Linked DNA regions of Homo sapiens: region 2 is linked to region 1. Evidence: read pairs that join two places in POLR2A ChIA-PET (ENCODE). Cell type or tissue: PC-9. All regions are shown on one strand. Links, peaks and the distances in the headings refer to the core of each region. The heading gives the core; the rest is flanking DNA. Region 1 has its middle 49 kb from the start of TNFSF11. Region 2 overlaps LINC02341 (long intergenic non-protein coding RNA 2341).

Evidence for each region. ChIA-PET counts read pairs that join two places held together with the same protein. Peaks named below come from ENCODE experiments on the same cell type or tissue, not always from the same donor. Only the 100,000 strongest peaks of a DNase experiment are listed, where the experiment ranks them.
Region 2: POLR2A ChIA-PET joins it to region 1 with 6 read pairs; 3 of 35 experiments call an interaction of 5 or more read pairs at or near these places.

The regions. Positions count from the first base shown.
Region 1 is chr13:42,519,086-42,530,306 of GRCh38, forward strand. No RefSeq gene overlaps it. Among named protein-coding and RNA genes, the nearest start is that of TNFSF11, 49 kb to the right of the region's middle. RefSeq lists an enhancer at 5,388-5,507. In PC-9, for the core only: no CTCF peak of the experiment used is centred there; a DNase peak (open chromatin) is centred at 6,276; H3K27ac peaks cover 299 bases.
Region 2 is chr13:42,459,218-42,470,438 of GRCh38, forward strand. The region is part of intron 3 of LINC02341 (long intergenic non-protein coding RNA 2341); the gene reads left to right. Among named protein-coding and RNA genes, the nearest start is that of LINC02341, 40 kb to the left of the region's middle. In PC-9, for the core only: no CTCF peak of the experiment used is centred there; no DNase peak of the experiment used is centred there.

The DNA.
Region 1 (11,221 bases), core at 5,131-7,630:
GCCACAGTGCAATCAAATTAGAACTCAGGATTAAGAAACTCACTCAAAACAGCAAAACTACATGGAAACTGAACAACCTGCTCCTGAATGACTACTGAGTAAATAATGAAATTAGGCAGAAATAAATAAGTTCTTTGAAACCAATGAGAACAAAGACACATTGTACCAGAATCTCTGGGACACAGCTAAAGCAGTGTATAGAGGGAAATTTATAGCACTAAATGCTCACAGGAGAAAGCAGGTAAGATCAAAATCAACCCTAATATCACAATTAAAAGAACTAGAGAAGCAAAAGCCAACAAATTCAAAAGCTATCAGAAGATAAGAAACAACTAAGATCAGAGCAGAAATGAAGGAGATAGAGACACGAAAAAACACTTCAAAAAATCAAAGAATCCAGGAGCTGGTTTTTTGAAAAGATAAACAAAATAGATAGACCGCTAGACAGACTAATAAAGAAGAAAAGAAAGAAGAATCAAATAGACACAATAAAAAATGATAAAGGAGATATCGCCACTGATCCCACACAAATACAAACTACCATCAGAGAAACCATAAACACCTCCATGCAAATAAACCAGAAAATTTAAAAGAAATGGATAAATTCCTGGACACATACATGCTCCCAAAACTAAATCAGGAAGAAGTCGAATCCCTGAATAGACCAATAACAAGTTCTGAAATTGAGGCAGAAATTAATAGCTTACCAATCAAAAAAAAGCCCAGGACCAGACGAATTCCCAGCCAAATTCTACCAGAGGTACAAAGAGGAGCTAATACCATTCCTTCTGAAATGACTCCACACAATTGAAAAACAGGGAATCCTCCCTAACTCATTTTATGAGGCCAACATCATCCTGATACCAAAACCTGGCAGAGACACAACAAAAAAAGAAAATTTCAGGCCTATATCCCCGATGTACATCGAGGTGAAAAGCCTCAATAAAATACTGGCAAACTGAATCCAGCAGCACATCAAAAAGCTTATCCACGACAATCAAGTTAGCTTCATCCCTGAGATGCAAGGCTGGTTCGACAAATGCAAATCAATAAACATAATCCATCACATAAACAGAACCAATGACAAAAACCACATGATTATCTCAATAGATGCAGAAAAGGCCTTTGACAAAATTCAACACTCCTTTATGCCAAAAACTCTCGATAAGCTAGGTATTGATGGAACATATCTCAAAATAATAAGAGCTATTTATGACAACCCACAGCCAATATCATACTGAATGGGCAAAAGCGGGATGCATTCCCTTTGAAAACTGGCACAAGACAACGATGCCCTCTCTCACCACTCCTATTCAACACAGTATTGGAAGTTCTGGTCAGGGTAATGAGGCAAGAGAAAGAAATAAAGCGTATTCAAATAGGAAGAGACGAAGTCAAGTTGTCTCTGTTTGCAGATGGCATGATTGTATATTTAGAAAACCCCATCGTCTCAGCCCCAAAACTCCATAAGCTGATAAGCAACTTGAGAAAACTCTCAAGATACAAAATCAATGTGCAAAAAAATCACAAGCATTCCTAGACACCAATAATAGACAAACAGAGAGCCAAATCCTGAGTGAACTCCCATTCACAGTTGCTACAAAGAGAATAAAATACCCAGGAATAGAGCTTACAAGGGATGTAAAGGACCTCTTTAAGGAGAACTACAAACCACTGCTCAAGGTAATAAAAGAGGACACAAACAAATGGAAAAACATTCTATGCTCATGGATAGGAAGAATCAGTATCGTGAAAATGGCCATGCTGCCCAAAGTAATTTATAGATTTAACGCTATCCCAATCAAGCTACCACTGACTTTCTTCACAGAAGTAGAAAAAACGACTTTAAATTTAATGTGGAACCAAAAAAGGAGCTCATATAGCCAAGACAATCCTAAGCAAAAACAGCAAATCTGGAGGCATCATGCTACCTGACTTCAAACTATACTACAATGCTTCAGTAACCAAAACAGCATGGTACTGGCACCAAAGCAGATATATAGACCAATGGAACAGAACAGAGGCCTCAGAAATAACACCACACATCTGCAACCATGTGATCTTTGACAAACCTGACAAAAACAAGCAATGGGGAAAGGATTCTCTATTTAATAAATGGTGTTGGGAAAACTGATTAGCCATATGCAGAAAACTGAAACTGGACCCCTTACTTACACCTTATACAAAAACTAACTCAAGATGGATTAAAGGCTTAAATGTAAGAACTGAAACCATAAAAACCCTAGAAGAAAACCTAGCCAATACCATTCAGAACATAGGCATGGGCAAAGACTTCATGACTAATACACCAAAAGCAATGGCAACAATAACCAAAATTGACAAATGGGATCTAATTAAAATGAAGAGCTTCTGCACAGCAAAAGAAACTATCATCAGAGTGAACAGGTAACCTACAGAATGGGAGAAACTTTTGCAATCTATCCATCTGACAAAGGGCTAATTTCCAGAATCTACAAAGAACTTAAACAAATTTACAAGAAAAACAAACAAACAACCCTATCAAAAAGTGGGCGAAGGATATTAACAGACACTTTTCAAAAGAAGACATGTATGCGGCCAACAAACATATGAAGAGAAGCTCAACATCACTGGTCATTAGAGAAATGCAAATCAAAACCACAATGAGATACCATCTCACGCCAGTTAGAATGCCAATCATTAAAAAGTCAGGAAACAACATGCTGGAGAGGATGTGGAGAAATAGGAATGCTTTTACACTGTTGGTGGGAGCGTAAATTAGTTCAACCATTATGGAAGACAGTGTGGCGATTCCTCAATGATCTAGAACTAGAAATACCATTTGACCCAGCAATCCCATTACTTGGCATATACCCAAAGGATTATAAATCATTCTACTATAAAAACACATGCACACATATATTTATTGCAGCACTGTTCACAGTAGCAAAGACTTGGAACCAACCCAAATGCTCATGAATGATAGACTGAATAAAGAAAATTAGCACATATACACCGTGGAATGCTATGCAGCCATAGAAAAGGGAGTTCATGTTCTTTGCAGGGATATGGATGAAGGTAGAAACCATCATTCTCAGCAAACTAACACAAGAACAGAAAACCAAACACTACATGTTCTCACTTGTAAGTGGGAGTTGAATAATGAGAATATATGGACACAGGGAGCGGAACATCACACACTGCAGCCTGTCATAGGGTGGGCGGCTAGGGGAGGGATAGCGTTAGGAGAAATACCTAATGTAGATGACGAGTTGATGGGTGCAGCAAACCACTATGACACGTGTATACCTATGTAACAAACCTGCATGTTCTGCATGTGTATCCCAGAACTTAAAGTATATGTAAAAAAATGCAATGATAAACCTCTTTGTCACTAAACTTTTGTGCATATTTCTGAATATTTCCTTTTGATACATTTTCCACAGTAATCACATTTTTTTTTAAATTTATAGACATGACAAAAATGCTCTTAAAAGATCTTTAAAAAATTATTTTTTAAAATGCCACTGACTACACATTCACAGACACAGACACACAATAGAAAAGATTCAATAAATTTAAGAATACCCCAGGCCTACCTCAAATCTTTAACAGCAGAATCTCCCATTTTTAACCTTCTTGTGCAGTCACCAGTGAATTGTGACTAGACATGTCTGAGAAAGACACCTCATTTAAAAAAGCATCACCCCGGGTGAGGTTACCCTGGAGTGGGGAATTCGTGATTTAGTGAGAATAATGAAGTAAAGTCCAATTTGATAAAACCTCTCACTCCTTCCTTCACTTTCTCTGCCTTAAGGGAAGAAAAAAGAAAGCCAATTTCCAGACCTGATTTACTGACATTTTCCACAGGCTGGCTTTATGCTCATTTCCTCTCAGCCTGGTTGGCACTACTGGAGTCCTTCATTTTAAACTTCCTCGTCCTGCCTTTCACTCAGGATGGAAAAAAGATCTCAACAGCTGTCTTTGCATTGTCTCAGTAAAGGTTTTGCAGATTTTAAGAGAAGTGAAGAATTTAGCAAATTGTCAGGTTTTCAGTTCCACTCATGTCATTAGGCACATGAAGAACTGAACAGGCTTTGAAATGAAAAGAGAACAGATTTTATTTTGGTAACCAGTAAGCCTTCCACAAGCCTTGAATGAACTCCACGGGGAGAACCTGTCTCATGTGACTGCTTCCCAAGCTGCCCTGATGTGACCACACTGAGGCAGCAGCATGGGGACCCAGAATGGTGGCAAGCAGAAGAAAAGAACGAACAGAAACTGAACAGTATTAACACTCCAAAGGAATCTCAGTGCTGAGCCCTTTGGCTCATCCATGCTCTGCTGGGATCAGGTCTGTAGCTAAGGCTGAGGTGGAGCAAAACCAAGATGGTGGAGATGTTGGCAAAATGGAATAAAACCAAGATGGTGGAGATGCTGATAAATGGAGCAAAATCAAGATGGTGGAGATGTTGATCTTCTAGCCATTCTCCACATTTATCCTACTTTAGTAGCTTTATTTTTCTCATATGCTCATGGATTTTTAAAATATACCTGCATTATCAAGATTTTTTTTCCAGAAAGAATCTGATAGATTAATTATCTCCACACTTTAGCCTTTAGCAGAAGTTAGGGATTGATAAACTGGCAGGGCAGGTGAGGATGGCTTGCCTCCAAAATGCTACCAGTCATAGGGGGCTCCCTTTCTTCTTGTAAGGAGAGTAACAATGGCTCTTTCTATTCCACCATTCTTGGAGAACAGTAATTTGTTGAAGAAAATGAAATGGAGTTTGTAGGTGAATGTGCATTTCAAGTTATAAATTAAAAAATAAAACTCTAGTACCACATAAGAGTTTTCTATGTATGTCTGTTTAAAGTCAAGAATAGCGGTGATATAATAACAATAATCCAAATTGATCAGCAGTTATAATTTTTCTCTTCTTTTGCTCTCCTCTACTGGGTGTCCCTGAACTCTGCTTCTTTGAACAATGTTGTTCACTCATCTGGATTAGCATAAAGACTCATTTTGGAAATTATATTCCACTATTGCTATTTGTTTTTACAGTTTTCAATTCAGCTCCTACTTAAGTTATTCAACATCACTACCATAGTTGATCTGTAATACCGAGAGCATGCACTCTCCATCAGTTAAAAAACAATGTCCTTGAAACATATATTAATCCATAGGTAGTAGAACATTAAAACATTTCTAATCCATTTCACTGAAGTTGCTGTGAACTGCAGCTCAACAAACAAGGAGGTTAGAACATCATAACTGATGGAGAAAACTCAACCCTGCCATTCCAGGTTGGTTGCAAGAATGCTGGGACGGGAAGCTCAGGGAAAGGAATCCAGAAGTTCAGCATGCAGCCTTGGTGTGGGTCAGGCACAGCCAACTGCTGAAGGTGTGTTTTGTGTCCAAGCTGGCAGGTTTACTAGGGTACGCCTCTTGAAGATGGTGGGTAGCCTGATTAGAGCCTAGAGTCAAGAATGTCAATGGGTTGGCCCTTCTGATGAGTTATAGTATCATGTCCCAGGAGAGCTAGATTTTCACGAACTCATTTCCTCAAATTCAAGGTTTTAGATAGTTTCTCTCCATGGCTATGAGGAAATGAAAATAATTAACTATGAAACAGTGACTTTGTCAGTCTTAGTGTTACTGCCATAAAACTTTCTGGCCATATGGGAGGAATTTGTTTCTCTGGTCTGATGTGGCCTGGTGTCAGCTGGAGGGGATCCATCTCAGCACTGATGTCACTCCTGGCCAGTTGTGTACTGTGTGCTTGGGTATCGAGTCATGGTCTGAAGTTCATCTTCATTGATCATCTCATAGTGAAGTTAATTATTTCTGAGACTCTGAAGTCATGGTCTGTTGTGAGTTCAATCAGGATGAAACTAGAATCATTAAAGAATGAGAGGGTTACTTTCTTCCTGCTGACTGGAGAGTGATTTTCAAACACTCCTTAGCAGTAGACTCTTTTGGTCAAACACACCTTTCTGCAGAATTCCAATATAGGAAATAGGTAAAAGTAGATGTTCTCTGGTACCCCTGGTGTCCAACCACAGACTTTACCCCCAGACACAGCATGAAGCCTGCTCAGGAAGAGATACCACTGACCAAAGTGGAAAATTCCTCTGCAAATTTGTACGGGAACAGAACTTGCTTGCACTGTGGTAGCACATGGAAAGAACCTGGCGACACTGAGGAATGTCATAGGAAGCAATTCTATGAAGCTTATTTCTGTGTTTACTGCAGGGATGTTGTCAAGGATGTGGTTGATGACATTCCACAGTGTTTCCTTTATGATGATCTGCTGAAGAAATTTTCCTCTCCCCTCAGGATGATGATTAACCACATTTCTCCTGAGCAGCTGGGCAGTTGACATCTTGTAGGTATTGTAAATTGTGGCCTGTCCCTATGTGTACCTATAGGGTAGGGTTCTCAAACCTTACTGCACACTGGAGTCATCTAGGGAGGTATTTAAATGCCAATTTCCAGGCTTACTCCAGACTAATTGCATCAGAATCTCAAGAGGGGGATCGACATCTTTAAAAAGTTTTCTGGGTGACCCAAAGAGTAGCCAGTTTTGAAAAAAACAAAAAAAAGGTTTATTTAATCAGGGAGCCTCTGAAGACACCTGGTTTCTGTTGAATATATCTTTTTTTTTTTAAATGAGAGGATATCCATGCATATGTATATATACATACTAGCTTATGATTATTAAATAAATGGTTAAAATAGTCATCTTCTTTTAGAGTAAAATTCAATTATTCTTATAGCTTCCTCCTGTAGTAAGGTGCTACTTAGGATTTTCCAAGAAGCAGACACCAAGTTGGAATTAGATGTGCAAGAAATTTACCAACAAGATGCCTGGGAGGGAAAATAGAGAGGAAGCTAGGAAGGGCTGTGACAGCTGATAGTGCCAGCTGTTGGTCTGAACTTTGGGAGGGAGAGAGTGAAGGAATAAGGGGTGGATGAGGAGTCCTAACTTGAGTGCAGTTGTAGGTAAGCCTGGCAAGGCTGATGGGGAGCCTTGAGTCAAAGTGATCAGTCAGAGAAGCTTGAGGCTCCCAGGGACGGGCCAGACTTAGGATCCTGCCGTTGTCTTAGCTATTGATGGGGAGCAACCGAGTAGGGTGATGTGGGGGCGTGAGGAGCTGGCCTTGTGCTAAGGCAATGGCGGGTTTCAGAGCGTAGCACTCGGGGCCAGCAATCCATGTGCTTGCTGTAGTTGCAGATCTGAGAAGCATGTTTTTCTGGCAGTCACAGTATATCACCTGAATTCCTTGCCCCCCCGATTCTTCCCATCATTTGTGTTTAGAAATAGCAAAGGATTGTGAGGAGTGAGGATGTGTGACACGAGGATGAAAGAAAGCAGCAGGGTCAGGAGAGTGGCAAATGGGGCTTTGTGAAGGTTGCTGCAGGGCATTAGATGGAGAATTAGTCCTGGTTCAGCAACAGATCAAAGAGAAAGAGGCAGGGTGGGGGCAGGAACAACTGGGAGAGGAGTGAGTAAAAAATTTGGAGCAGGAGTGAATAGACTGCTGGTTAGACCTTAGCAGAGAAAGATTAAAGTGTGGGTGTTACTTGCTCATAAGAAATAGACGCATATTTTCACCTAAGGGTGGCTACCTCGCCCCATCCAGCAAGGCACATTTCAGCTTTAATATGAAGAAACACACGTGATTTCTTTAGCATAGTGGTTTTCTTTCCTGGTCTTATGTTAGAATCATTTGGAGATCTGAAATATACAAATATCTGAAACTTTAACAGAATAATTAAATGAGAATTTTTGAGGGCAAGTGCAGATATCAGCATTTTTTAAAAGCACCTCTGGTGGTGCCAATGTGCAGCCCAAGTTTAGCTGCTTTACCAAATGGGTCTAAAAACTATTAACAGAGCCTGTGAAGGACCCATGAATAAAATATGCATTTATTCACATAAATCTCTGAGAATAATTCGAGGGTACATGCATTGCATAAGATGCTTCAAAGTGCTAAGATTTGTAAACATTTAAATCATCCATGAAAATTGTGTTTTCAGCCTGACTCTCCCTGTTTGCATCAAAGACCATGATAAAAACGTTATCTGCTCTGTCACATCAAAATTATGGATAGAACCGCTTCCCATTCCCTCTCACACACTTCTTTTGGAGGCAGAGTGAAAACGGGTTTCCATTCTTAACAGGTCAAAACAGATCTGAAGCAAGAATGTATAGGCCCACTGCACACACAGCAGAAGGCAACTCCTGCCTGAGGGTTCACTGTAACAATCATTCATTAAATACTTACCCTGTGCTTGGGGGACACTGAAGCAGATATGTCATAGGACAGGATGACTACTGGTACTCCTAGGACACCCAGACCCAGCCCTGCTTGAGAATGGGGAGGTCTGAAGATACAGATCCTAAAAAGGTGGGGCCTTCATAGTGGAAAGAGGAACGCCATTTGGATAGACATGAACCACCCAGGAGGCAGTCGTACATTGACTGAAGGACTAGTGGCAACGGTGGGGTAATTTCGTTTTCAGTATAAATCAGCAGTCATTAATTAATGAAGAACTTCTTATGTGATAGACACTGCAGGATGCTATGGAAATTTGTCTCACCTACTTTTTGAGGGTTCTCTGGTGCTGGCTTCTCCTCTTCCCTGACATGTTTCTGTGGTAGGCAGAATAATGGCTCCCACCTCACAAATGTCCTAATCCTCTAGGCCTGTGACTGAGTTTCATTATGTGGCAAAAGGAACTTTGCAGATGGGATTCAGTTAAAGACTTTGAGATGGGCTTATTCAGGTGGGCTCAATCTAATCACCTGTGTCCTTAAAAAAGGAAAACCCAGCTGGGCACGCTGGCTCATGCCTGTAATCCCAGCACTTTGGGAGGCTGAGGCGGGCGGATAACCTGAGTTCAGGAGTTTGAGACCAGCTGGACCAACATGGAGAAACCCTGTCTCTACTAAAAATACAAAATTAGCTGGGTGTGGTGGCGCACACCTATAGTTCCAGCTACTTGGGAGGCTGAGGCAGGAGAATCACTTGAACCTGGGAGGCGGAGGTTGCAGTGAGCCGAGATCGTGCCATTGCACTCCAGCCTGGGTAACAGGAGCGAAACTCCTCTCCAAAAAAAAAAAAAAAAAAAAGGAAAACCTTTCCTGGTTATAGTCGGAGAGGGGAATGTGACCAGGGAGGCAGATCAGAGAGATGGCAGTGTGACCGACCATGGCCGGCTTTGAAGGAAGGAGTCAAGAGCCAAGAAGTGCAGGCAGTTCCTAGAAACTGAAAAAAAGCCAAGAAAATCCTTCCATGGAGTTTCCAGAAAGGAACGCAGTCCTGATGACACGTTGTCTGTAGTCCAGTGAGACATATCTCAAATCTGACCTACAAAACCATAAGGTAACAAGTTTGTGTTGTGATAGGCCACTAAGTTTCTGGTAATTTGTTACAGCAGCAACAGGAAACACATATAATCCCTGAAGGATCTCAAATCCATTTGTAGCAAGAAGAGACATGCTGCTTAATTTCTTTCGGTTTTATTTTTAAAACTTTTGATTTTGAGATAATTTTAGAATTACAGAAGAGTTGCAAAATCAGAACAGAGTTTCCATATACCCTTCATGCAGTTTTCCATAATGTTAACATCATACATACTAGTAAATTGATCAGTATTAAGAAATTAATACTGATTCAATACATTTAACTAAACTATAGACTTTATTCATATTTTACCAGATTTTCCACCAAAGGTCTTCTCTTTTTTTCTGTCCCAGGATCCCCCTTTGCATTTAGTTGTCTATCTCCTTAGTTTCCCTCAATCTGTGATAGTTTCTCAGACTTTCCTTGTCTTTCAGAGCCTTCGCACTCCTGAAGACTACTGCTGTTTGGTAAAACGTTCCTCAGTTTGGGTTTGTTTGGAATTTTCTTTCTTTCTTTCTTTCTTTTTTTTTTGAGACAGAATCTCGCTCTGTCACACAGGCTGGAGTGCAGTGGCGTGATCTCGGCTCACTGCCAGCTCTGCCTCCCGGGTTCATGCCATTCTCCTGCCTCAACCTCCCGAGTAACTGGGACTACAGGGGCTCGCCACCACACACAGCTAATTTTTTGTAGTTTTAGTAGAGACAGGGTTTCACCCTGTTAACCAGGATGGTCTCGATCTCCTGACCTTGTGATCTGCCCGCCTCGGCCTCCCAAAGTGCTGGGATGACAGGCATGAGCCACCGCACCCGGCCTGGAATTTTCTCGTGATTAGATTGAAGTCATGTATTATTGGGGAGGTATCACAGGGACGTGTATCTTTCTCAGTGCATCACCAGAGGTACCTGATGTTCACTTGCCTTGTTACTGATCATGTTAACCTTGATCACCTGGCTAAAGGTTTTTCCAATGTAAAATTTCCATCTCTCCCTTTAAAATTACTATGTGTATATTTTGGAAGATATGCTTTGAGACTATACAAATAACCTTAAACATTTGCTCACTAATTTTATCATCCGTTAACAAATCTTGCCCTCACCAATTTCCACTGTGCTGTAATTGTGGGGACTTTCTAGTTTCCTTGCTCCTTCTACATTTACTAGTGGGAGTCTGTAAAGAAAAGTTATTTCTTCTCTGCCTTTTATTTATTCAGTTATTATTTATATCAGTATAGACTTACAGACTCAAGGATATTTATGTTATCCTTTGGGTTATGATCTAATGCTATCATCATTCTGTGGCTCTGTTTTGCATTTGGCCATTGGGAGTTCTTTCAGGTAGGTTTCTGTGCCCTTTCAAAATGTCCACGTCCCCCCTCTCTCCGTGCCTTTTTTTTTTTTTTTGAGTACTGCTCATTTTATATTTTCCCTGTCCCAGCCCTGAAATCAACCACTTTTCCAAGGAGCACCCTGTTTCTTTTTATTGGGGAATAGCATTTAGAAACCAAGATCTGAGCATCAGATGAGCTCATTGCTAATGGAGTGTCACGCTTTCAGGCCCTCCCAGCAGACAAAACTCGAGATATATGTATGTTTACTAACCCAATCCCCCTCACACACATTATATATGTGTATATATATATCTGCATCTATCTATGCATATATATGTATTTTAAAAATCAGCTCACACTGATTTTTCCAACTTCAATCCCACACCACAAGGTTCATTTTAAACTTCTTTTTATTTATTTCAAATTTTTGTCTCCAATTTTGAGAAGCCTGGCTCTCATTATCTATAGTATGTTTGCTTATTAGCTCATCCCTATTATGCT
Region 2 (11,221 bases), core at 4,599-7,098, 60 kb before region 1:
TCACCACATTTGCTGATGGCATCTTTTTTGCAATTGTCATGCTCTGTGAATTTTTGGAGTCATAGTTTCATTTCCCCGCACTTGGTCCTTCTATGCCTTGCTCATTTTTTCCAATGATCCTCATCCTTCAATGGTTATAATCCTAAATATCCTCAAAGGTGGGATGCTACAGATGATAACTGAGTTCATGTTTACCTATAACCAATAATTTATACTGGAAGTTAAACTAGCAGTTCTGGAACAACATGAAATGCTGGGGCGTGGGATGAGCAGTTTGGATGAAGTGATACTATTCACTCTTCAGCAGGGACATAATAAATACCTGAATTCTTTTCCTATAAAAGTAAAAGATTCCACTGAGCTTGCATTACTTATGTGATGTCCTTTTTTAAGATACCTTTTCCGGCACATTATCATTAATGATGTATGTTTATAAAATAATTTTTAAAAGGTTGGTTTTTAAAAGAAGAAGGAAGTGGAGCAGGAGAAATAGAAGCAGCAGCAGTAGTTGAGGTGAATCAGAGACAGAGGAGGAAGAGGAGAAGTAGATTGGGAAGAGAAGTGAATGTCCAGAGAATTGCTGGTGCAATATAGCCTTTAAAGAATAAGCCAGGCCAATAAACACTAGTGTCTTGGAACTAAATTTCTGTCTTTCTGTCTGTTGAGAGGAGAAGACCAAAAATGAAGAAAGAGGCAGGAAGACCCAGCCCTTTCTGTCAAACTCCAGATGGAGTCATCCTGGTTAAGGGTTCTGAGGAAGCATGGACAGTGCCCCCATAGTTCCAGGCACTATTTGTCTGAAGCAGAGGTTCTGGGAGGAACATTCCCCATCCAAATCCTAAAATTATATTCGAAATGATGCATTCATATGCAGAGATGCATTTTTTCTCCTAAGGGGAGGAGACATAGCTTTCTTTAGATACTCAACACAGTCTATAACCTCAAAAAACATGATAAAACAGGTTGTTCAAGGTTAGGGATTCCCAGAACCTCTCTTTCCAGAAGCATCCAAGTTGTCCTGCATCTATCTCCTAAGCCTTCTTCCCTAGGGGGAATAACTAACCCCTAAGCGTATTGGAACAACTTTTTCCTGAGGATAAAACCTAAGTAGCTTGAACCATTGAGTAACTTCAGCCTCCTTAAGCTTATGTGCTAAATTGGTTAACGGCCCAGATTTCAGATGATCTGCCACGGCTATTTGTGGGCAGTATTTTGCAGTTTTTCATCATTCTTTCCCATTTTCTATGTCATTTGTTACACACCTTTAGAGTTAAGTAGGACTCCCTCCCTTTAGTTCCCATTTATGGAACAAGAAATTGAGAGTAAAGCGACTTGCCCAAGTTCCCAAGTAGCAGCCTGCCAGGCTGAGAATCTAGGCAGGGACTCCAGGGAGGGTAAGGCATGTCTGTCTGCAAGGAAGTTAGTCTAAATACAGTTGTGTTGTTATTGTTTTCCTCCAGTGGCAAAATTTACATGTGTATATACATATATATATATATTTTAATTTATTTATTTTTTTAAATTATACTTTAAGTTCTAGGGTACATGTGCACAATGTGCAGGTTTGTTACATATGTATACATGTGCCATGTTGGTGTGCTGCACCCATTAACTGGTCATTTACCTAATTGAAATGTTTTAATTCCCCTAACCCAACCCTACACACATTCTTCCACCACATCTTGGCCTTTCTCAGAGAGAAACTGAATCAAAATCACGCAAAGAGAGTCTGTGCTTTTCTCAGACAACAAAGAAATAGGCAGAGCATATCATGCTGCCAGCAAACTCCAGACACTTCAGAAAAACAAACAAACAAACAAACAATGTTCCTCATTATGTTTGAAGATATATTTTGTTTGGAAGTACAGAGCCAGAAACTACCTCATAGGGAAAAGCATCTCCCTTTTGTAAACATGTATTGTGCACATTAATGTTTTAAGAAATATTTTTGTTTACTAGAATCTTCAATAGATAGTGTTATTGGCTCTAACATTTTCCTCCTCTCTGTATCTGCATTGTTCTCCACAATGCACTCGCAATGTGGGAAAGATGTACTTCTGAGATTCTTGGCTTTGGGTTTGGACATAGGACTTGCTTTTGCCAACAGAATTAGGCCAAAGTCATACTGTGCTCATTCTGGGCAAAACCACAGAAGCCTTGTGTTTCCTCTCCTCTCTTGTACTTCTGCTGTCACCTTGAGAAGACTATGCCAGGCTAATCCATTGGTACCAGAAGGGAAGAACAGACATTTAGGACAAACCTGCATCAACCAAGTCACCCCCACTCATCGTAGGCTGCATTAGCCAATGCCCCAAAAGACACCTCTCTGAAGATGGCATGAAGACCAAACTATCAGCTGTGTTTGTTACAAAGTGAAGTTCTCTTCGCAATAAGCCATGTATTTTTTTGTCCAAATGCAGCAGATAAGGCAGTATTACTTGATCACTGCTGTTGAGTTTTCATAAAGAATTTTTAGGACTCCTTGGTTCCCTTCCATGAGTTCTCTTTATGTAGGAAAGACCAGATGTACCTAAGGAGTTTGGCCCAGTTGCTAACTGGACTGTTCACAAGTATCTCATCTTCCACACCAACCCATTGTTCTTGTCTACATGAAAGTTTGTGGTTGGAAAGACAGAAGCATAAAGAGAATAAATTACTGAATTGATAAATAGCCTGTGATAAAAATTTAGATTCCATCACAATGTCTTGAAAATTCTAAGGGAAAATGATTTGTAACCTGAAATTCCATACCCAGCTAAACTATTATGCAAGTATATGGGTGGACACAGACCTTTTCTTTTTTTTTTTTAATTATACTTTAAGTTTTAGGGTACATGTGCACAACGTGCAGGTTAGTTACATATGTATACATGTGCCATGTTGGTGTGCTGTACCCATTAACTCATCATCTGGACAAAGACATTTTCAGATACATAAGAACTACCTGAGAGAATCTCTGGGACACAGCTAAAGCAGTGTTTAGAGAGAAATTTATGGCACTAAATGCCCACAGGAGAAAGTAAGAAACATCTAAAATCAACACCTTAACACCACAATTAAAAGAAGTAGAGAAGCAAAACCAAACAAATTCAAAAGCTAACAGAAGACAAGAAATAACTAAGATCAGAGCAGAACTGAAGGAGACAGAGACATGAAAAACCCTTCAAAACATCAATGAATCCAGGATCTAGTTTTTCAAAAAGATTAACAAAATAGATAGACTGCTAGCCAGATTAATAAAGAAGGAAAGAGAGAATAATCAAATAGACACAATAAAAAATGAAAAAGGGGATATCACCACTGATCCCACACAAATACAAACTACCATCAGAGAATGCTATAAACACCTCTATGAAAATAAACTAGAAAATCTGGAAGAAATGGATAAATTCCTGGACACATACACCCTCCCAAGACTAAACCAGGAAGAAGTCGAATCCCTGAATAGACCAGTAACAAGTTCTGAAATTGAGGCAGTAATTAATAGGCTACCAACCAAAGAAAGCCCAGGACCAGACAGATTCCCAGCCAACTTCTACCGGAGATACAAAGAGGAGCTGGTACCATTCCTTCTGAAACTATTCCAATCAATAGAAAAAAAGGGAATCCTCCCTAACTCATTTTATGAGGCCAGCATCATCCTGATACCAAAACCTGGCAGAGACACAACATAAAAAGAAAATTTCAGGCCTATATCCCTGATGTACATCGAGGTGAAAATCCTCAGTAAAATACTGGCAAACTGAATCCAGCAGCACATCAAAAAGCTGATCCACCATGATCAAGTTGGCTTCATCCCTGGGATGCAAGGCTGGTTCAACATATGTAAATCAATAAACATAATCCATCACATAAACAGAACCAAAGACAAAAACCACATGATTATATCAATAGATGCAGAAAAGACCTATGTTAAAATTCAACACCCCTTCTTGCTAAAAACTCTCAATAAACTAGGTATTGATGGAACATATCTCAAAATAATAAGAGCTATTTATGACAAACCCACAGCTAATATCATACTGAATGGGCAAAAGCTAGACACATTCCCTTTGAAAACCGGCACAAGACAAGGATACCCTCTTTCACCACTCCTGTTCAACATAGTATTGGAAGCTCTGGCTAAGGCAATCAGGCAAGAGAAAGAAATAAAGGGTATTCAAATAGGGAGAGAGGAAGTCAAGTTGTCTCTGTTTGCAGATGACATGATTGTATATTTAGAAAACCCCATCATCTCAGCCCAAAATTCTCCTTAAGCTGATAAACAACTTCAGAAAAATTTCTGGATACCAAATCAATGTGCAAAAATCACAAGCATTCCTAGACACCAATAACAGGCAAACAGAGAGCCAAATCATGAGTGAACTCCTATTCACGATTGCTACACAGAGAATAAAATACCTAGGAATCCAACTTACAAGGGATGTGAAGGGCCTCTTCAAGGAGGACTACAAACCATTGCTCAACGAAATCAGAGAGGACACAAACAAATGGAAAAACATTCCATGCTCATGGATAGGAAGAATCAATATCGTGAAAATGGCTGTACTACCCAGAGTAATTTATACATTCAATGCTATCCCCATCAAGCTACCACTGACTTTCTTCACAGAATTAGAAAAACTACTTTAAATTTCATATGGAACCAAAAAAGAGCCCGTATAGCCAAGACAATCCTAAGCAAATGAACAAAGCTGGAGGCATGACACTACCTGACTTCAAACTATACTATGAGGCTACAGTAACCAAAACAGCATGGTACTGGTACCAAAACAGATATATAGACCAATGGAACAGAACAGAGGCCTCAGAAATAGCACTACACATCAACAAGTCAGGAAAGAACAGATGCTGGAGAGGATGTGGAGAAATAGGAATGCTTTTACATTGTTGGTGGGAGTATAATTTAGTTCAACCATTGTGGAAGACAGTGTGGCAATTCCTCAAGGAACTAAAACCAGAAATACCATTTGTCCCAGCAATCCCATTACTGTGTATATACCCTAAGGATTATAAATCATTCTGCTATAAAGACACATGTGCACATATGTTTATTGCAACACTGTTCACAATAGCAAAGACTTGGAACCAACCCAAATGCCCATCAATGATAGACTGGATAAAGAAAATGTGGCACATATACATCATGGAATACTATGCAGCCATAAAAAAGGATGAGTTTATGTCCTTTGCAGGGACATGGATGAAGCTGTAAGCCATCATTCTCTGCAAACTAACACAGGAAGAGAAAACCAAACACCACATGTTCTCACTCATAAGTGGGAGTTGAACAACAAGAACATGTGGACACAGGGAGGGGAGCGTCACACACTGGAGCCTGTTGGGGAGTTGGGGGGGCTAGGTGAGGGAGAGCATTAGGAGAAATACCTAATGTAGATGACGGGTTGATGGTGCAGTAAACCACCATGGCATGTGTATACCTATGTAACATGCTGCACATGTATCCCAGAACTTAGCGTATAATAAAAAAATGGGCAAAAGACGTAAACAGACACTTCTCAAAATAAGACATACGAGTGGTCAAGAAACATGTGAAAAGATGCTCAATGTCACTAATCATAAGAGAAATGCAAATAAAAACCACAGTGAGATACCATCTTACACCAGTCAGAATGACTACTATTAAAAAGTCAAAAAAACAACAGATGCTGGCAAAAATGTAGAGAAAAGGTAACACTTACACACTGTTGGTAGTAATGTTTTTAGCTCAGCCATGTAGAAAACAGTTTGAAGATTTCTCAAATAACTTAAAGCAGAACTATTATTTGACCCAGCAATGCCATTACTGGGTATATATATATAAAAGAAAATAAATCATTCTACCAAAAAGACACACTCATATGTTATCAAAAAGATTCACTCATATGTTTATCACCACACTATTCACAATAGACATGGAAGCAACCTAGGTGTCCATCAGTGGAGGCTTGGATAAAAAAAAATTGGTACATATGCATTATATAATACTATGCAGCCATAAAAAGAATAAAATCATGTCCTCTGCAGCAACATGGATGCATCTGGAGGCCATTATTCAAAGATTAACGCAGGAACAGAAAACCAAATATCGCATGTTCTAATTTTTAAGTGGGAGCTAAACATTAGATACTCATGGGCATAAAGATGGCAATAATAGCCACTGCGGACTACTAGAGTGGAGAAGGAGGAAGAGGGGCATGGGTTGAAAAACTAACTATTGGGTACTATGCTCACTACCTGGGCGACAGGATCATCCATATGCCAAACCTCAGCGTTATGCAATATACTCATGTGACAAACCTACACATGTACTCCCTGAATCTAAAATGAAATTTGAAATTATTTAAAAAAAACCCTCTGGTGTCTAAATACCATAGTAGCAAAACCAACACTACTTAACACTACTTTAATAAGTGAGTTTACATACTTTAGCACTTCTTTCTGAAAGCTTTTCATTCATCAGAGCTTAATTATTGTCATTTAAATATTTTCATATTTGTTAACATAATTAGGAATGTTGCAAATACTTTGTCATTTCCAGTTCACAAATGGAATGATGAAGGAACAGCTAGACTACGGCTTGTGTAACAGATACACATATTCCTTGTGTGTCTATCTGTCCGAAATCCAATTTTCTGTTCAGATGTGTAAATATACGTACATATCATTATGATTAATGTTCTATAGAAGGGGTCTGGTGGAGCAGAAGAAAGGTAAGAAAGGTTGCCTCTTAAGTATAATTATAGCTGCTGGGGAGGGCTATTGTGAGAATGAGAAATATAGAGAAAGTAAATAACACTACACAATGGAGAGGTTAAAGTCTTTCAGGAATTACACAGATTAGAAATTGATCCTGTCTTGCCAAAAGCTAAGGGAGCTTTAAAACCCTTCCTCCTCCCACAGTGAGACATTTGACAGCAGTCTTTCTCTAGACTCATAGGAGAGTTGTATTTACAGCATTCGTATAGCTAATAGTAACCAATAACTCTTATTGAGTAATTGGAGTAATCTATGTGCCACACTGAGTCCTTCATATAGTTTGTCTCATTATATAATTAGAATCTATAAAGTAGGAAATGACAGACGTGCTTAGAACCAAGGAAATAGTGCGGTTAGAACCAAGGAAGTAGTAAATAAAATTAGACGTGGTTAGAACTAAGGAAATGAAGATTCTACACTTAAAAATAAAAAAGCAACTTTTGAGTAATTGCAGAAAGGCCTGGGATTTTCTACAATTTGTAGATAAATCCTGATACCATCTAATGATGTTTACTGTGGTTTCTGGGCCCAGGTAGAGTGTAACAAGGACCAGCAAATAACCTCTTAAATAGGTCCGGGTCAATAACCAGAACAGAAAACTTGCTTTTGGCCACATCTCTTAAGGAGGGGCCATTACTAGTTAAGAAGAGAGTTCCATATTAAATAAATAAATAAATGTTCTGGTTGTGGGTTGTTTAATTCAAATTCCTATTCAGTTCATCTGATAATAAACTATATTTAATTCATGATGTAATTCTGTGTTCCGTAATGGTTTTTACAAAGCCCCAACTTGAAAAAACTTTTTTGGGTATTGCTTATTAGTGGATGCAGCTGTTGAGAAGGGGCAAGGTTTTGACTTTATGTTGTAGTTCATGTTCACTGATGCAGAGAGGTGTTTATAATGTATTGTGAGTGACTTAAGCAGAGCATAAAACACCATATTATCCCATTTTGTAAAATAAAAAAACAGGCAAATGAAACACTAAACAACATTATTTATTAACATTAGAAAATTTGAAACATCAAAACATACTTCAGAGCAAAGAAAATGGGGAACACCTAAATGTTTAACTATAAAGCACCAGCTTAATAAATTGAGGTAGATATATATGTAGCCTTGAAATATGGCTGTATAAAGGAGTACTAAGAGGGAATTTTGTAGCTATAAGTGCCTACATTAAAAAAGAAGAAAAACTTCATAAAAAAGAATGATGCATCTCAAAGAATTAGAAAAGCAAGAGCAAACCAAAGCCAAAATTAGTAGAAGAAAAAGAAACAATAAAGATCAGACAAAAATGAAATTGAAATAAAGAAAATAATACGAAAGATCAATGAAACAAAAAGTTGGTTTTTGAAAAGTTAAACATAATTGGTAAACTTTTAGCCAGACTGAGAAAAAATAAGCAGATCCAAATAAATAAACTCAAAGTTGAAAAAGGAGACATTACAACTGATACTGCAGAAACTCAAAGGACAATTATTGGTTACTATGAGCAACTATATGCCAATAAATTGGGAAATTTAGAAGAATGGACAAATTCCTACACACATGCAATCTACCAAGACTGAACCATGAAGAAATCCAAAACCTGAACAGACCAATAACAAGTAATGAGATCAAAGCTGTAATAAAAAGTCTCCCAGTAAAGAAAAGTCCAGGACCTGATGACTTCACTGCTGAATTCTACCAGACATTTTAAAAAGAACTAATATGAATTCTACTCAAATTATTCCAAAAAATAGAGGAGGAGGGAACACTTCCAAACTTATTCTGTGAGGCCAGTATTATCCTGATGCCAAAACCAGACAAAAACACATCAAAAAAAAAAAAAGAAAAAGAAAATTACAGGCCAATATCTCTGATGAATATTGATGCAAAAATCCTCAACAAAATACTAGCAAAACAACAATACATTAAAAAAGGCCATTTCTCCTGACCAAGTGAAATTTATCCTTGGGATGCAAGGATGGTTCAACATATGCAAATCAATCAGTGTGATACATCATATTAACAGAATGAAGGACAAAAATCATGTGATCATTTCAATTGATGCTGAAAAAGCATTTGATAAAAGTTAACCCCTTCATGATGAAAACCCTCAAAAAACTGGGTATAGAAGAAACATATCTCAACATTATAAAAGCCGTATATGACAGACCCACGGGTAATATAATACTGAATGGGGAAAAACTGAAAGCCTTTCCTCTAAGATTTGGAACACGACAAGGACGCCCACTTTCACCACTGTTATTCAGCATAGTACTGGAAGTCCTAGCTAGAGCAATCAGACAAGAGAAAGAAATAAAGGGCATCCAAATTGGAAAGGAAGAAGTCAAATTATCCTTGTTTGCAGATAATATGATCTTACATTTGGGAAAACCTAAAGACTCCACCAAAAAACTATTAGAACTGATAAACAAATTCAGTAAGCTTGCAGGATACAAAATCAACACACAAAAATTTGGCATTTCTACATACCAATAGTGAACAACCTGAAAAATAAATTAAAAAGTAATCCTATTTACAATAATCACATATAAAATTAAATACCTAGGAATTAATTTAACCAAAGAAGTGAAAGATCTCTATAATGAAAACTATAAAATACCCATCAAAGGAATGCAAACACTAAAAAAATGGGAAGATATTCCATGTTCATGAATTGTAAGAATCAATGTTGTAAAAATGTCCACACTACCCAAAGCAATCTACAGATTCAATGCAATCCTTATCAAAGTACCAATGACATTTCTCACAAATAGAGAAAAAATAATCCTAAAACTTATATGGAACCACAAAAGACCCATAATAACAAAAGCTATCCTAAGTGAAAAGAACGAAACTGGAGGAATCACGTTACCTGGCTTCAAATTATACTACGGAGCTATAGTAACCACAATAGCGTGGTACTGGCATAAAAACATACATGTAGACCAATGAAACAGAATAGGGAACCCAGAAACAAATCCACACACCTACAGTGAACTCATTTTTGACAAAGGTGTCAAAAACGTACACTGGGGAAAAGACAGTCTCTTCAATAAATGATGCTGGGAAAACTGGGTATCCATATGCAGAAAAATGAAACTAGATCTCTATCTCTTGCCATATACAAAAATCAAGTCAAAATGGATTAAAGGTCCAGCATGGTGGCTTACGCCTGTAATCTCAGCACTTTGGGAGGCCAAGGTGCGTGGATCACCTGAGGTCAGGAGTTCAAGACTAGCCTGGCCAACATGGTGAAACCCCATCTCTACTAAAAATAACAAAAATTAGCTGGGCATGGTGGTGGGAACCTGTAATCCCAGATACTTGGAAGGCTGAGGCAGGAGAATCGCTTGAACCCAGGAGGCAGAGGTTGCAGTGAGCCAAGATTGTGCCATTGCACTCCAGCCTGGGTGACAGTGAGAGACTCTGTATCAAAATTAAAAAAAATTAAAAAAAAAGGATTGAAGACTGAAATGTAAGGCCTCAAACTTTGAAACTACTACAAGAAAACATCAAGGAAACTCTCCAGGACATTGGTCTGGGCAAAGATTTCTTGAGTAATACCCCGCAAGTACACGCAACCAAGGCAAAAATGGACAAATGGGGTCTCATCAAGTTAAAAAGCTTCTGCACGGCAAAGGAAACTATCAACAAAGTCAAGAGACAACCTACAGAATGGGAGAAAATATTTGCAAGCTACCCATCTGACAAGGGATTAATAAACAGAATATATAAGGAGCCCAAACAACTCTATAGAAAAAAATATAATAATCTGATTAAAAACAGCAAAATGTTTGAATAGACATTTATCAAAAGAAGACATACATAAGGCAAACAGATATATGAAAAGATGATCAACACTGTTGATCATCAGATAAATGCAAATCAAAACTACAGTGAGATATTATTTCATCCCAGTTAAAATGGCTTATATCCAAAAGACAGCAATAACAAAGGCTGCTGAGGATGTGGAGAAAAGGGAACACATGTACACTGTTGGTGGGAATTTAAATGAGCACAACCACTATGGAGAACAGTTTGGAAGTTCCTCAAAAAACTAAAAATAGAACTACCATGTGATCCAACAATCTCACTGCTGGGCATATACCTGAAAGAAAGGATATCAGTATATTGATGAGATATCTGCACTCCCATGTTTGTTTCAGCACTGTTTGCAATAGTCAAAATTTGGAGGCAACCTAAGTGTATATCAACAGATGAACGGATAAAGAAAATGTCCCATATACACACAATGGAGTACTTATTCAGCCATGAAAATGAATGAGATCCTGTCATTTGCACAAGATGGATGGAACTGGAGGTCATTATGCTAACTGAAATAAGCCAGGCACATAAAGACAAACATAGCATATTCTCATTTATTTGTGGGATCTGAAAATCAAAACAATTGAACTCATGGAGCTAAAGAGCAGAAGGATGGTTAACAGAGGCTGGGAAGGGTAGTGGGAGGGT